2 separate regions of the Homo sapiens genome follow, and region 2 is linked to region 1. A link is a loop called in an ENCODE intact Hi-C map of the cell type or tissue named here. Cell type or tissue: CD4-positive, alpha-beta T cell. All regions are shown on one strand. Links, peaks and the distances in the headings refer to the core of each region. The heading gives the core; the rest is flanking DNA.

The links. Hi-C counts contacts between places; a loop is a spot of excess contacts. Peaks named below come from ENCODE experiments on the same cell type or tissue, not always from the same donor. Only the 100,000 strongest peaks of a DNase experiment are listed, where the experiment ranks them.
Region 2: it touches region 1 in a loop (6-fold over the local background); 47 of 110 quality-filtered maps call a loop at or near these places.

The regions. Positions count from the first base shown.
Region 1 is chr2:143,031,150-143,037,093 of GRCh38, forward strand. KYNU (kynureninase) reads left to right here. Exons shown (of 14, transcript NM_003937.3): 12 at 2,087-2,172. Among named protein-coding and RNA genes, the nearest start is that of ARHGAP15, 95 kb to the right of the region's middle. In CD4-positive, alpha-beta T cell, for the core only: CTCF peaks have their summits at 3,362 (motif pointing right) and 3,561; a DNase peak (open chromatin) is centred at 3,352.
Region 2 is chr2:143,259,474-143,265,011 of GRCh38, forward strand. All of the region lies in intron 6 of ARHGAP15 (Rho GTPase activating protein 15), which reads left to right. Among named protein-coding and RNA genes, the nearest start is that of ARHGAP15, 130 kb to the left of the region's middle. In CD4-positive, alpha-beta T cell, for the core only: a CTCF peak has its summit at 96 (motif pointing left); DNase peaks (open chromatin) are centred at 108, 2,678, 3,158 and 3,848; H3K4me3 peaks cover 520 bases; H3K27ac peaks cover 4,025 bases.

The DNA of each region.
Region 1 (5,944 bases), core at 428-5,427:
TCAGGATACCTGTATTTTACCTTGGCTGCTAAAATAATTAGATCTGTTATTATACCAGTTATTTAAATTCTTTGAGATGGGTTTTCTTATTTGGAAATAAAGGAATTGAATTTGATCAGGGGTAGCAAACTTTTTCTGTGAAAGGCCAGATAGGAAATATTTTAAGCTTTCTAGGCTATACAGTCTCTGTGGCAAATACTCAATTCCGTCATTGTGGTGGTAAAGCAGCCATAGGTGATACATAAGTGAAAGATTGTGGCTATGTTTTCATAAAACTGTATTTTAAAAAGCAGGGCCTGGCACGAAGACTCACGCCTGTAATCCCAGCACTTTGGGAGGCAAGGCAGATGGATCAATTGATCACAGGAGTTTGAGACCAGCCTGGGTGACATAGTGAGACCTTGTCTCTATAAAAACTACAGAAATTAGCCAGGAGTGGTGGTATGCATCTGTAGTCCCAGCTACTTGGGAGCCTGAGGCGGGAAGATCACCTGAGCCCGGGGAGGTCAAGGCTGCAGTGAGCCATGATTGAGCCACTGCACTCAGGCCTGGGTAACAGAGTGATACTCTGTCTCAAAAACAAAAACAAAACTAGTGGGTCAAATTTGGCCCACAGGCCATATGGCCATATATTAGTCTGTTTTCACACTGCTATAAAGATACCACCTGAGACTCAGTAATTTGAAAAGGAAAGAATTTTAATTGACTCACAGTTTCACATGGCTGGGGAAGTCTCAGGAAACTTACAATCATGTCAGAAGGCAAAGGGAAAGCAAGGCACATATGAGGTGATGGGAGGTGAGAGAGAGAGAGAAAGAGAGAGAGTGCATAAAAACTGCTGTTTTTGGCCGGGCGTGGTGGCTCACGCCTGTAATCCCAGCACTTTGGGAGGCCAAGGCGGGCGGATCACGAGGTCAGGAGATCGAGACCACCCTGGCTAACACTGTGAAACCCCATCTCTACTAAAAATACAAAAAAATTAGCTGGGCGTGGTGACAGGCACCCGTAGTCCCAGCTACTCGGAAAGCTGAGGCAGGAGAATGGCGTGAACCCGTGAGGCGGAGGTTTCAGTGAGCCAAGATCGCGCCACTGCATTCCAGCCTGGGCAACAGAGCGAGACTCCATCTCAAAAACAAAAACAAAAAAAAAAAACAAAACAAAAAAAACTGCTGTTTTTAAAACCATCAGATCTTGTGAGAACTCCTTCACTATCATGAGAACGGCATGCAGGAAACTGCCCCCATGATCCATTCACCTCCCATCAGGTCCCACCCTCGACATATGGGGATTACAATTCAAGATGAGATTTGGGTGGGGACTCAGAGCCAAACCATATCACCATAGTTTGCTTAATCCTGGATTTGATAACTATAAAAAAGTCATCAAGTTTTAACATTCTTTTAGTCAGTCATAGTGTTAACTTATCTCTGACTAGCTATCTTAACCCTATTGAATTTAACTTGCTACAGTTCAATCTGCTTAATTCTAATTAGTAGAGCATCTGTTATTAATTTACCTTTTTTATATACTTAGGCAGATCTTTTTTTTAAAGCTCCCTCTATTGTGTGTGTGTGTGTGTGTGTGTGTGTGTGTCTGTGTGTGTTCTGTAAGAGAAACCACTTGACCTAACAATCCTAGAGCTAAAAGTCAGCTTCATAGGTCATTTCATTCATATTTCTGCCTTTGGGAGACATTACAATTACATGCCACTAAAAGCTGATGCTCTCTCTCATTGACATGGTTTCATAATAGAATAGCAAATGTTGAGCAGAATAAGGAATCCTGGCTTGGGAATAGGAAGGCAGAGAATGAGATCCAGAAAAACTTCCAGAAGAGGTCATTTTTACCTTGGGTCTAAGATTTCTGGTGTTCTGCTAAGAAGTTGGGGACAAGGGAGGTGGGAACTGCTGGTAAACGGGAAATAACGTCGATATTTTAGTTCCATGGAGCTTATCTTAAATATCTCAGAAATCCTACTTAGGAAGAAAAGTTTAAGTCTTGCTCTTTTACTCTCCAGTACTCTAGTATCTTTATGGACACTTTTAAAGTTACCTTCTATGATAATGACATGATATTAATTTCTCAGAACTGCAGTTAATCCCTGGGGTCTGTGGATTCCGAATTTCAAATCCTCCCATTTTGTTGGTCTGTTCCTTGCATGCTAGTTTAGAGGTAAGTGATGTGTGTTTCAACCTTCCCACATCTTTGCGTTTTTTCTTGATCTGTTTGTGACAATTCATAGTACTTTCTCTGCTACACAGCAAGATGATACATGTGCACTGTGCATGAACAAGGGACAGAAGGCAGCATTCCCCTTTAGGACAGTGATGATGTGGTGAGGGTCTCCCTTCATTCATGTCACCAGCCCCCAGCACAATGCTTGGCACATTGTTGGCACATAGTAAATATTAAATGGAACTCTTTTGGGGAGATACGTTTTTTACTCCACTTAGAATCTGTTTAAACATGAATAAGTTATTTAACCTTCTCTTGGCCTCTCTTTATACCAAATAAGCATGCAATATTTAGTTCTTCATAAATTCGCTCATTCAACATAAATTTATTGAGAAAATATTGTGTGCCTGATGTGATTACTAGGGACTGTACTTTTTCTAGTTCATTGTAGGTGAATGAACTGACCAAGTACCATGTGACAAAGCTAGGAAAGACTTACTTGAAGGAAAAAAGAATAATCAGAGTAAACCAAAGATTAAATAAGGTTGTCTCATAAGGTAGGGTGGTTTTATGATTTTTTTAAATTGGGACTTCTATGCCATTATGTCCATTTATAGTCTCCACTATCACTGACTCAATATTTTCCTTTAAATTAATTTATATTTTTATTTAGGTAAATTTAGTCTCACCCTGAAATGATAAATATACATAACAAGAAAATGAAATTGTGATTCCTTAGATACTATTATTTAGTGTTAGACTAAATGTGGCCAAGTAAAAATATATAGGTTATATAGTATAAAATTCATATATAATGTAAATGTATAAATATTTACATAAATAATGTAAATATATAAAGTAATTGTATATTTTGTATACCTATATTTAAGTAAAATATATTTTAAGTAAATGTGCATATATATTTCTAATAGAAGTTTTACATAGAACTATTCAAACAAGGATTTGAAATTTTTTCATGTCTCCTTCTAAAATCATGTAGTTTATGATATTTTGGCAAAAACTTATAGAGGATTTCAGCATCAAATGAGTGACAGGATGAAGATTCAAAATTCCTTCTAATCTAAAATTGCATAATTCTGTGAACACTTACAGCAGTTTCTCATTCTGGCCACTGGATGGCAGCATCAAGTTCCTCTGTTTTTATTAAATTTCACCACTGGATAGTGATCATCACCTCATTTCATTCTGTCTCAATTTAAAGCGCACCTACTCAGTTTAACCACTAGATGGAGCTTGTGTTGTTTTCACTTCATGGCAGAATTTTTCTTTAACTTGGAAAATAGACACAGTAACGAGATTTTTCAGCCAGTGATATATATTTTTGACAGTTTTTTGAGTAAAAATCTGCTTAGTAAATCAGATAATGATATTTGAGTTGTTTTTATAGTATCCATTCAGATAAATATTTTGTTTAAACATTTTAAAACAAAATAAAGTTTCTGCATTCCTTGCAAGTTTGTATCAGCGAGATGTGTGACAATATCAGAAGCACCAGGACATACCTTAGGAAGAGCTTGTACCTAAAGTAATTTCCTCTGGTGCCCATATCTTTGCAAATAACTTCTCAGACGTACCTGGAAATTTCCTTTTAGACGCCTTCACTTTGGCATACTTTCTGCAGTGGACTGGCTTTTCTAGTAGTATTCACCCTTCTCTTGTGGGAAAGGAAGCACATTCCTATTCTTCCAGCCACTGTTTTCCTACCACACTGTATTAGAGTCACCTAGACAAAGTTTTTATTTTCAGTTATAATCTGAGAACTGATTTATTTTTTCTTTTTAATATCTAAACTTAAACCTCAGCCTCCTGAGTAGCTGGGACTACAGGTGTGCACCGCTACACCAGGCTAATTTTTGTAGTTTTTTGTACAGATAAAGTCTTACTATGTTACCCAGTCAATATCTAAACTTAAAACCCTAAAAGCCACAAGAAGAATGATATGCATTTCTCTGGATCTTCTAATCACTTACATATTTCCCTTGAGCCTCTTTCTGCTCATTTCACTGCTGAGACTATGTTCTAACCAAAATTATCTTTAGTTAATCAAGCCTTATGTTGGTAAAAGTGTTTTTTCAAAATTCTTTCCTACTGTAAATTGCAAAATTTTTGAATTACAAACTAATGCATTGAATTGCTTCCCTTTCTCTGTTAAAATGTCTTATTTTCTAGACATTTATGGGTTTCTCATGTGAGTAAACATCAGTGAATTAACTATGCTTCTATTAATACTTACCTTCCTTTAAGTTTTATTTATTTATATTTAGAGATGAGGTCTTGCTCTGTTGTTCAGACTGGAATGCAATAGTACGATCATGGCTTAGCATGGCCTCAAACTCCTGGGGTTCAAGTGATCCTCCTGCCCCCACCTTCCAGGTAACTGGGACTGCAGGACTGCACCACCACACTTGGCTGATTATTATTATTTATTTATTTTATTTCTTTATTTTTGAGACAGGGTCCCCTTCTGTCACTCCTAGAGTGCAGTGATGGGATCTCAGCTCACTGCAACCTCTGCCTCCTGGACTCAGTTGATCTTCCCACCTCAGCCTCCACAGCAGCTGGGACTACAAGAGTGCACCACCATGCCCGACTAATTTTTGTATTTTTTTATAGAGACAGGATTTTGCCATGTTGCCCAGGCTGATCTTGAACTACTGGCTGCAAGTGGTCCTCCTGAGTAGCTAAGACTACAGGGCATGCCACTGTGCTCAGCTTATTTTTAAATTTTTTTAGAGATGAGGTCTGGCTATGTTGTCCACGTTAATCTGGAACTCCTGGCCTCAAGCGATTCTCCTGCCTCAGTCTCCTGTTTGAAATGTTTGTTTTTCAGTGCTATAAAGAAATAGCACTTGAACGCAAATTTAATTTATTTAGTAAGGCCATTTTTACTTCCTGCAGAGAGGATACACTCGCCAGCAGTTTTGCCATGAGAGTACACCGAACAAAGGAGACAGGGTCATTTATAACCTGACGTGTCCACCCTACTGCTGTGTCCAGTTCCAATGGCTGGAATGGGACCTCCCATTCTGTATTTGTCCCGATTGGCTAGTAACTTAGAACTTTTTAAAAGACGTAAAGGTAGAGGGTAACAAAGGAAGGAGGAAGTAACTTGTGGAATGCTAAGAAAGGTAAAAACACTTTTAAATAAGGAAGAGGAACAGGCTGTGACCTAATGCTGCTTGGACCAGTATAAGCATGCCAGGGCAAATATTTAGGCTAAATTGTGGGAGCTAAAAACATAAAGTATATTGATTTATTTATTACAGCTAGCAGATATTTAAGAATGTTAGCACAGGTCTTTGAATAAATTTTGCTTCTAAGAGAAGTTACTATTTATTCCTAATTAGACGGGAAGGAAAGTCTTTGAAGAGGAACCTCTACTTTACTTTTTATACTCCTAAGCAGTTGGGATGACAGACGTGAACCACTGCACTCAGCCACCTTATCTTTTTAAACCAGTTTATTCCATTTTAGGAGATAGGTGGTTGAAGTTTCAATAAACGAAAGAAGTAAATGCATGAATCAAACTGCCTCTTTGTTGTCTCTACTTTTAAGAAATATTCAACACAGTCAAATACGAACTGGAGGAGAGATTCTATACTTAAGAATCAATCACATATAAATAAGACCTTAGATTTTTAATGCAATGACTTTTTAAAAAGATATTAATATGGCTTTTTTTAATAAATACATGTGTATATGGTTGATTGATATAAAAAATAGCACATTGTAATCAGTTTCAAACTGT
Region 2 (5,538 bases), core at 71-5,070, 230 kb after region 1:
TTTACTAAAGTAAGGATTGTTCTATTATTAACATAGGAAATCTTAGATGGACTGCAAAGAATGCTGCATTATTCATAAAAGCATTGCTGCCATCTGGTGGCTACTTGGCATTTCAACACTGGCTTCTCTGATTCGGTTTGACTGGGTGCTCTCGGGAGGTATTTAAAGAAGAGCTTTAAGTGGTAAAATATAAATGTGGACATCCTCTGGCCCTACATGTCATTCATCTGATGGCAGTCCTTTCTCCCTGTCTTGTCGTGGAATGGAGGATTCAGGGAGAGGAAATGAGATACTTGGATATCTTTTGTCCTGAATGTGAAAGTGTATTTTACATGGCTTATCTAAAGAAGTTACTCTTGGCTGTTGTTGACTGATGAATTTTATCGACATTCATTTCTGTTGGCAAATAAATAAGTATATACCCAAATATTAAGAAGGTTTATTGAATCTAAAGATATGCTATTTTGCTTAAATAAGAATATACATGAGATGCTTTAATCCCTCATTTGGATCTAAGCATGAATTTTTTTAAGTTATCAGTCACTGAATTTGACTTTAGAAATAATATAATTTAGAATGTCAAAAAAGAAAATGTACAGAGGTTCATAAATTTCTTCCCATTTATTCAATTGTTATATTAAAATGGGAGGATTGTTAATGACTCAGAAACTCGTAATCCTTCTTCATGAATTTTCAAGTTAAATGACAAATATTATTCAGTTCACATCGCACTTTTTGTTGAAAATAAAATAGTTAAAATTTAAGAAATTTTGATGATTCTCAAGCATCAGTGTATTAACTCATTCTTAACAAGAACCAATTAGAATTAGGATATCTCTGTAATTTTAGTACGGTTTTAAGTTTCCAATAATCGTAGAAAGTCTCCTTGGTATGTAATGAAAACCTTGACCCTTTAAATGGCTATTTATATAGATCACAAGTCTTTGAAGATTATAGGAGATAATGAGTTAAAATTGCCCCAGGAGGAAAGCTGAAGTTTTCTTCTGAATTCTCAGGGATGATATTTAATAGTTAATATTCAGTTTCTAGTGAATATTTCCCTGTATCATTAAACTGCCTTCTGATTTAGTAAAAGTCAGATAACAAAGAACCATTACACTAAATCTGGAGAATTATATACTGAATTAATATTATCCTTTACAAGAAAATGTGGAAATGCCTATATTGAAAGTAAGACTTTTGGGTTTTATTTTTAAATTTGTGGGTAAGATTTTCAATCTGTGAATACATACTTGATATTCCCTTTGTTACTAGCTATTTCTACCACTAAAAATAATTCCTTCTTCAAAATATGTAATTTGGCTTATGGAAGAATGTTGCTCATCTTCTCTAGGAAGATGGCTCGATTCCCCATCCTTCCTCTGTTCTCCATTCTACTCACATTTAGGAAGGATATGAACAACAACAACAATAAAACCTTGCAAAGAAAGTAAAATCGATAATGATTATATCCCTGTCTCTTTCATCTGTAAGTATAAAATTTCAACTAAATTATTCTCCTAATAGACTTGGATACAACCCTGTGGTGGTTTCTAATGGCTCCATAATAGAGATAGTAAACCTTGTAGCTATGGTCAGGATGCCCTAGGTTTTAGTCATAAGTTGCTAATGTTTGTTTCAATAACATTTGCTCTTTGGCAGCTTTTACAGCTACTTAACACTAAATTCCCATTTAGTCAGGAGGATCATTCATATACTGTAATGAATGATGTCACCTTAAATCCTTTACTATGTAATTGCTGGATGTTACATTTTATAGTGGGGCATTTGATGGTGTATTTGTTTATGCTAAATTTTATGACAGTGACAGCTGTATCTTGGAGGAATGACCTTTTTTTTTTTTTTTTTTTTTTTTTTGAGACGGAGTCTCACTCTGTCACCCAGGCTTGAGTGGAGTACAGTGGCACCGTGTTGGTTCACTGCAACCTCCGTCTCCTGAGTTCAAGCAATTCTCCTGCCTCAGTCTCCTGAGTAGCTGGTATTACAGGAACCCACCACCACACCCGGCTAATTTTTTTTTTTTTTAATATTTTTAGTAGAGACGGGGTTTCACCATGTTGGCCAAGCTGGTCTCGAACTCCTGATCTCAGGTGATTACCAGCCTTGGCCTCCCATAGTGCTGGGATTACAGGCCTAAGCCACGGTGCCTGGCCGACCCTTTTCGTTCATAGGAATCTAGTTTCAAATCTTTTTAAGCAAATAGTTTCATCATATTTGCCTTCTGGCTTAGGCTAGGTTCCCCTGAAAGAAAAATTTGAGACTAGGAATTGTGTGCAAGCAGTTTATTTGATTGAAGAAAGCAGAAATTAAGAACTAGCAAGAGTGAAACAGAAGGAAGAAAAGCCAATGCAGAACCCATTATTGAGTTGGTCATAGGGTAGCTAGGACAACTTGCCAGAATTTTCCACCCAAGGATAGACAAGATGAAGCATTTGTTCATTAGCTCCTGAGCCTTTGGTTTCTGGTTGCCTCTGGGTGGGGATAATGTCTTTAGATCTTGAGTTTCAGGCTGTTCATGGGTGGGCGTGTCAAGAAGGCTCTTTCAGGTTTCCTACCCTGTAGAACCAGGAAATATCCACAGCAGATAGTAAAAGATGTGTAACGCGTGCTGAGGCAAGATGCAGTCAGTACAAAGGAGTTGAAGTCCACACAGAACTGTTGCACCAGCTGCAGCTGTAGTGACACCCACACAGCTAAGAGGATGTGAAGCAGGGCACAGGAAGCATCTGATGCAATTTACCGCTTGCAATATTCAAATTTACTTATCTCATGTTAAATCTAATCTGTTGCCATGTCTTCAAAATGATGGCTGGCCTCAATCTCTACAAAAGAGCTAATAAAAATGTTTTTGTTTAAAAAATAAAAATAAAAAAGCTCCACTCCTCCACTGCAACTGTGTATGAGGCCATATTTGATATTTATCATCTACCACCTTCACTCATTCTAGATTTTCCTCATCCTCAGCCAGGAGGAGTTTAGTCGGTTTTGTTTGTCTGAAGGAGTCAATCGGACCTTTGTATATGCGGGGTCTGAACCTTTGATTTTTTTTTTTTTTTTTTTTTTTTACTTTGTCACGCCCTGTTCACTGTAGTTGACAGTTCACTGCTCTCATCAGGCCTAGATGTACCACAAGACATCTCACTGAATCATCTGACTTCCAGATTCATTCTTCCTCCTGCTGCTGTGCATATGCAACCTTACTTTCTCATTATAATTAGGGTCAGCTATCCCCATGAATATAGTAGCTATTTTAGTTGCCCTCTTGTACACATCATGAGTATCCATAGTTACCATGCAGTGGTCACAGCTTTGAGTTCATGATACTTACTAATCCCTGTTAGAAGCAGAACTCTCCCGTATCCCAAGAATAAGAATATCTAATTCAGCAGAGCCAAAGTTGCAAAACCCAGAAGCATACATGCTGCAGATAGGTTACTACGGGGGCTACTCTTACTCCTACCTTTTGGTCCTTAGACCCACATATTCCACCTACTGGAGACACCATGTCATGTAACATCATGTATCAATGGTGTGCCATGCATTGATTCAGTGAATATACTGCAACTTGGAATATTGAACCCCCAAAAAACAGGATCCTGTCTCCAAACTACTACCTAAGCAGACACTTTAAGAGGCCACTTCATTATTAGATCAGGTTGATTTCTTCCAAGTGATGTGACATTTAGTAAGAACGGCAGATCTTAAGATCACGTGCCTGGTGTTTCATTTCCCTCATTTCCTTGATTTCAGGCAAGATCATGAATCACCCCACATTGCTAATTCAGCATTCTTAAAGATCTGGAATGGTAGGGCAGGCAGAGACACCATAATCAGAGAAAGCAAACCCATAGAATGAATCACTGTTCCCCCAAGGATGGAAGGGGTCTGATGTTGTCAGTTTGCTGTCAAACACCTGGTTTGTCCTGAAGGGGTCAGTATCTGCCTCTGCTGCTGGAAGATCATGTAATCAGTGGTAGGTAGCCTTGGGGAGAAAAAGCCATGATGTTGAGTGTGTGCAGCATCTCCATCTCTGCCACATGGCCACTCCACTCATGGGCCTATTGTGCATGTTGTAAGTGACTAAAGAGAGGCTAAAGAACTTCAACTGACCAGTCATCTGGTACATTGGCTTACCCTCTGGTAGATGTAGACAAGGATCTGCATGCTCTGGATACATTCTTATGAATCTTCTAACATTTCCCAGGCTTCTTGTTTCTAATCTTTCAGACTGTCTCCTTCCAGGCCTCTAAAGAGCAGGAAAAGTCACCTTCCATTGCCTGGAAATCAGTCTATATTCTAACCTCAGGCTACCCTCCTCTCAAGATGGCTGCTTGCCTCTCTGTCCTGTGGGAGGATTTCTCTTCACCACAGTCCTATAAGATGACTGGGTGGGTCTACGGTGAAGCTGCAGTCTTTTTTTTTTTTTTTTTTTTTTTTTTTTTTTTTTTTGTGCTCACCAACATACTGAGCTAACCCATCCATGAATCAGGCTTGAGGTTTTTTTTCATCATTCATCAGCTGGCTTCAAGCATCTCCATGAAGCCCTAGGGGTGAACTCAGGGAGAGGCACCAGTGTTAACAGTGACAAGAAAAATGGGAATTTGAGCCATCTGTTCATGGAACTTTCTTAATCCCTCTAGACCTGTTTAGGCCAAATTCTGAATATAGCATTTCAATCCATGGATTGTTGTCCACTCTATGATTCAGTGAATTCAAAAATACCCAGGTCATCATGAGAAGCTGAAGCCATAGAGTTGTCTGATGTCATATAATTAGATATTCCTTCTCTATTCTGACCCAGCAATAGGCCAGAAGCTACTTTTCAAATGGGAAGGATATTTTTGCTGTGGAAGGTAAGGCCTTCCTCCAGAACCTTAAAGACTTTCATTGTGAGGCTGTTAGTATAACCTACCACACACTCCACAGTAATATTATATTTCACTTTCTCACTAAATTTTCTGAATCATATTCCCAAGAGTCAAGGAGCTCACATGACAGCCTGGACCTGCTGCAGGCATTGGTAGTTATGAATAGCCACCCTGGTATATGAATGACATTCAGAAATACTCCTATTGTCCAATCTACTAACTTATCTAGTAATGACAGTCCCGGGCTTGTGGTCATATCACCCTATGAGAATATCTGAGTGAGGCCCAGATTCCTGATTGTCTGCAAACAGTGGCAGTTTTAAACCACTAAATATTGGGCCGGTTTGTTACAGAGCAATAGCTAATTGATACAAGTAATATGTCTACAAATACAGTAGTTTGATTTTTACAAGAAATGGTGACATATTTGAAAGTCAAGTTCAACCGGTATTAACGGACCTTGGAAAAAAGATAATGAGACCACAGTTCTTGGTGTCAGCTTCTAATAATTAATTACCAAGCACTAGCTCCATAGAGGCTTGTAGAGAACATGCAGGTGGTGCCATTTCATCTGGTCATGTAGCTTTTCTGTTACTCAGATTGTTTACAGAAATAGCTGCCTAACAAAGTTAACTTCTAGGAAGGATGC